2 separate regions of the Homo sapiens genome follow, and region 2 is linked to region 1. A link is an interaction called in ENCODE POLR2A ChIA-PET data of the cell type or tissue named here. Cell type or tissue: OCI-LY7. All regions are shown on one strand.

Region 1 (2,500 bases):
ATTAGCTAAGTGAGTATAATGGAGATCCCAGAGACATTTCCACATAGGAAATTTCTCTCACACCTCATGATAATTCAGAGATCAAGATTCCTTTCAATTTGTTGTTCCTCTTTCTCCTTAGGTTTTGTCAAAGCAGAGAAACCACTTAGTCATGACTGAGTCTTAGCCCGAGGAAGGGATGGGAAAAAGGGAGGAAGAAGGAGGCCAAGCAAGTGATGAGGAAGATACGTACATCGCTTTTGCTCACATTTCATTGAAGAAAACGAATTGCATGGGCCATACCTAGCTACACTGGGGAAGCCAGGAAATATACTCTGTAGCTGGGTGTCAGTGTGACTAACTAAACCTCGATTACTGTGGAAGAATGAATTAAGATAATTAGCAGCCTACCATAGATACCTTCTAAATTTTCAGGAACTTATTTCTGTCTGTAGCTTGAAAAATCAAATGAATATTTTTTGGTTTTTCCCTTTTTTTTGTTTTATTTGGAGACAGGGTCTCACACTGTTGCCTAGGCTGGAGTGCAGTGGTGCACGATCATAGCTTACTGCATCCTGGAACTCCCTGGGCTCAAGTGATCCTCTTGTCTCAACCTCCCAAAGTGCTGGGATTACAAGCATGACCCACCACACCTGGCCAAATTAATCAGATTTTGATAAATCCAAATTAATTTCTCAACTCATGCCATAAATAGGTGAATTCAGGCCAGGCATGGTGGCTCATGCCTGTTATCCCAGCACTTTGGAAGGCCGAGGCAGACAGATCACTTGAGTTCAGGAGTTTGAGACCAGCCTGGGCAACATGGCAAACCCTGTTTCTACCAAAAATTTAAGAAAAAATTGGCCAGGTTTGGTGCTGTGCAGGTTGCAGTGAGCCAAGATCGTGCCACTGCACTCCAGCCTGGGCGACAGAATGAGAGCCTCTCAAAAAAAAAAAAAAAAAAAGGTGAATTCAGTATTTTTTCCTGTATTTAGTTTAGATGGTGCTTTTTTTTTTTATTTTGAGACAGAGTCTCACTCTGTCACCCAGGCTGGAGTGCAGTGTGCGATCTTGGCTCACTGCAAGCTCTGCCTCATGGGTTCACTCCATTCTCCTGCCTCAGCCTCCTGAGTAGCTGGGACTACAGGTGCCTGCCGCCACGCCCAGCTAATTTTTTGTATTTTTAATAGAGACGGGGTTTCACCATGTTAGCCAGGATGGTCCCAATCTCCTGACCTCATGATCCGCCCGCCTCGGCCTCCCAAAGTGCTGAGATTACAGGCGTGAGCCACCACGCCCGGCCTAGATGGTGCTTTTATAATAATTGCATACATGTAGGCTTCATTTTTAAAATACATTTAGTCTTTATTTTATAAAAACAACATCTCGGCTGGGCACGGTGATTCATGCCTGTAATGCCAGCGCTTTAGGAGGCCGAGGCGAGGTAGAAGGATCAATTGAGGCCAGAAGTTCGAGACCAGCCTGGGCAACATAATAAGACCCTGTCTCTATCCTCCCCAAAAATAAATCAGCTGGACCAGGCGCGGTGGCTCACGCCTGTAATCCCAGCACTTTGGGAGGCTGAAGCGGGCAGATCACAAGGTCAGGAGTTTGAGACCAGCCTGAACATGGTGAAACCCCGCCTCTACTAAAATACAAAAAAAATTAGCTGGGCATGGTGGCAGGTACCTGTAATCCCAGCTACTTGGGAGGCTGGGGCAGGAGAATTGCTTGAACCCGGGAGGCGGAGGTTGCGGTGAGCTGAGATCATGCCACTGCACTCCAGCCTAGGTGACAGAGCAAGACTCTGTCTCAAAAAAAATAAATAAAAATAAAAAAATAAATTAGCTGGTCTTGGTGGCACATGCCTGTAGTCCCAGCTACTTGGGGCAGGGCTCTGAAGCGGGAGGATCGCTTGAGCCTAGGAGTTCACGGCTGTAGTGAGCTATGATCACACCACTTCACTCCAGCCTGGGTGGCAGACTAAGACACTGTCTCCTAAAATAATAATAGTAATAATAATAATAATAACACCTTCATAAAATTGTTTACCCAGGGGATGAATACCTTTAATCTTCAGGTTCAGGAAAAGAATAACATGACCAAACTTTGGTGAATGTTCATTGCAGCTTCAAGAGGAAATAACATATAAATGGAGTCTAAAAATACCCCGAAATCCTTTACAAAATTGCAAATTAGAAAGGCCCGTTGGGATTTTGTGTATATGGCAGTGTGTATCTACTCCCTTCAAAGAGGGAGCACACTGGGTTACCCTGCCCCTCTCTACCTGGTTGTGAGGTTCCATACTATATACTTGTCAGTTCTAACTTTGAATTCTTAAGCATGGGAAATAGCTCTAAATAAGAGTCCTATTGGTACTCAAGCACCTCATTCTTGTGTGTAGAAATAGCATTCCAGTGGACTGCCAATTTGAACATTTCTTGAATACGAACTTTTTCTCTTACAGCAAACATTATTGATAGCTGTGACTCTACTTTTGTTGTGGTGGCACAGGCAAATT
Region 2 (2,500 bases), 210 kb before region 1:
GGCTTACTGCAAGCTCCGCCTCCCGGGTTCATGCCATTCTCCTGCCTCAGCCTCTCAAGTAGCTGAGACTACAGGTGCCTGCCACCACAACTGACTAATTTTTTGTATTTTTAGGAGAGACGGGGTTTCACTGTGTTAGTCAGGATGGTCTTGATCTCCTGACCTTGTGATCCGCCCGCCTCTGCCTCCCAAAGTGTTGGGATTACAGGTGTGAGCCACAGCGCCTGGCCTTTTTTTTTTTATTTTTTTTTAGACAGAGTTTCACTCTTGTTGCCCAGATTGGAGTGCAGTGGCATGATCTCGGCTCACTGCAACCTTTGCCTCCCAGGTTCAAGTGATTCTCCTGCCTGAGGTTCCTGAGTAGCTGGGATTACAAGTGCCCACCACCATGACCAGTTAAGTTTTTGTATTTTTTTTTTTGTTTTGATACGGATGTCGCCCAGGCTTTAGTGCAGTGGCACTATCTCGGCTCACCACAAGCTCTGCCTCCCGGGTTCATGCCATTCTCCTGCCTCAGCCTCCCGAGTAGCTGGGACTACAGGCACCCGCCACCACGCCTGGCTAATTTTTTGTATTTTTTAGTAGAGATGGGGTTTCACCATGTTAGGATGGTCGCAATCTCCTGACCTCGTGATCCGCCCACCTCGGCCTCCCAAAGTGCTGGGATTACAGGCGTGAGCCACCACGCCTGGCCAATTTTTTGTATTTTTAGTAAGATGGGGTTTCATTGTGCTGGCCAGGCTGGTCTCAAACTTCTGACCTTAGGTGATCCACTGCCTCAGCGTCCCAAAGTGCAGGGATTACAGGACTGAGCCACTGTGCCTGGCCGAGACCCCATCTAAGAGAGAGAGAGAAAAGAGGAAGAAGAAGGAGGAGAAGGAGAAGGAGAAGAAGAAGAAAGAAGGAAGAAGGAAGAAGAATAAGAAGAGGAGGAAGAAAGAGGCTGGGTATGGTGGCTCATGCCTATAATCCCAGAACTTTGGGAGGCCAACGCGGGCAGATCTTGAGGTCAGGAGATCAAGACCATCCTGGCCAACATGGTGAAACCCCGTCTCTGCTAAAAATACAAAAATTGGCTGGGTGTGGTGGCGGGCGCCTGTAGTCCCAGCTACCAGGGAGGCTGAGGCAGGAGAATGGCGTGAACCCAGGAGGTGGAGCTTGCAGGGAGCCGAGATAGTGCCACTGCACGCCAGCCTGGGTGACAGAGTGAGACTCCGTCAAAAAAGAAAAAAAAAAAAGATGATCAAGTCAAATACTGTTATGGAAAAATAATTTTTTTAATTTTTTTTTAAATTGAGCAGTAGGGACCTCACTGGGGCCATAATGGGCAGGAAATAAAGTAACATGTGAGCTTCAGGGGGATGTTGCTCAACTTCCTCCTTATTGTTCTTGCTGTAGGTGGCAGGTCTCCCCAGGTCTCTTTCTTCTACCTCCTGAGATGCCAAGCAGGAGGCTTTCTCCTGCTGTGACTAGCCATGGGCTGCTGCTTCCAGTTTCAGCAAGTCCTGGCCCTCCTGGTTTGTGCTGGTAGTTGCTGGCAGTGACTCAAAGCAAAGACCCATCTGGTAGATCAAGCCCTTACTGGGCTATGCTGCACTCCCTCTCTGCACTTGACTCCTCGGCTAGCAGAGTGCAGACTATTTCTATCTTCTGCCCAAAAAGGGACTCTGGAGAGATGAGTAGAGGAACATCAGGTTTTCTTCCAGGCCGTCTTCAGCCTTGGGATGTTCAAAGCAACCTCTCATTTTAAACCACAGTTTCTGAGGCTCCTTGGCCATGGGTAGTTAGCATGGAAGGGGGCTTCTGGATGAGGAAGGCATAGGCAGAATGACTCAGGCTCTATCTGCAGTGGTGGGCAGGGGAGGTCACCGCAGAAGAGGCATTAGCTGTCTTAGACAGCTAAACATTTGTCCTTTCTCCCAAATGGCTCAGCCAGCAAGCTTCTGTGGGGTCAGTCTCCTGCCACGATGCTCCAAGCGCCGAATTTTGGGGCTAGAGCAACCCAGGTCTTTATCTGACTCTATCGTAGCTTGACGTCTCTTGGGAGCACGCCTGGGGGCTGGCTTCTCTGCTTCAGCCTTTGTTGGGGTGGCCAAAGGAGCATCCCCATGGACCCGGTAGCCACCAACCAGGCAGTACGTCTCCCCATGCCAGCCTACCTGAGTTTCTCCACACCCTCGGTAGAGAACATGGTAGTGCCCAGGTGTGGGAGGAGAAGTGGCAGGCACTGCAGCTGGAAAGAAAACCAGAATTAGTCACTTTTACCTTATACATTGTGCTGTTACAGCCTACCCTCTCTCGCGACTCTTCCTAAGAAGTCCTTTCATCTTCTTCGCATCCCAGACACAGCCTTGGCCTATCACCTCTATGTGTCCCTGAGACAGGATGCTGGCTGTGAAAGCAGTTATGTGGAGCCTGTGTCAGCAGCAGGAGACCAGGAGATCCTCCTCATCCCTTCCATGACCAAAAATACATTTCTTAAGGTCTGTCACATCTCAGG

Evidence for each region. ChIA-PET counts read pairs that join two places held together with the same protein. Peaks named below come from ENCODE experiments on the same cell type or tissue, not always from the same donor. Only the 100,000 strongest peaks of a DNase experiment are listed, where the experiment ranks them.
Region 2: POLR2A ChIA-PET joins it to region 1 with 5 read pairs; 4 of 35 experiments call an interaction of 5 or more read pairs at or near these places.

What each region holds. Positions count from the first base shown.
Region 1 is chr16:68,217,590-68,220,089 of GRCh38, forward strand. The region is part of intron 9 of NFATC3 (nuclear factor of activated T cells 3); the gene reads left to right. Among named protein-coding and RNA genes, the nearest start is that of MIR6773, 15 kb to the right of the region's middle. In OCI-LY7, no CTCF peak of the experiment used is centred here; no DNase peak of the experiment used is centred here.
Region 2 is chr16:68,012,180-68,014,679 of GRCh38, forward strand. DPEP2NB (DPEP2 neighbor) reads right to left here. Exons shown (of 2, transcript NM_001282442.2): 2 at 1,257-2,233. The coding sequence ends at 1,929. Among named protein-coding and RNA genes, the nearest start is that of DPEP2NB, 2.5 kb to the right of the region's middle. In OCI-LY7, no CTCF peak of the experiment used is centred here; a DNase peak (open chromatin) is centred at 1,382.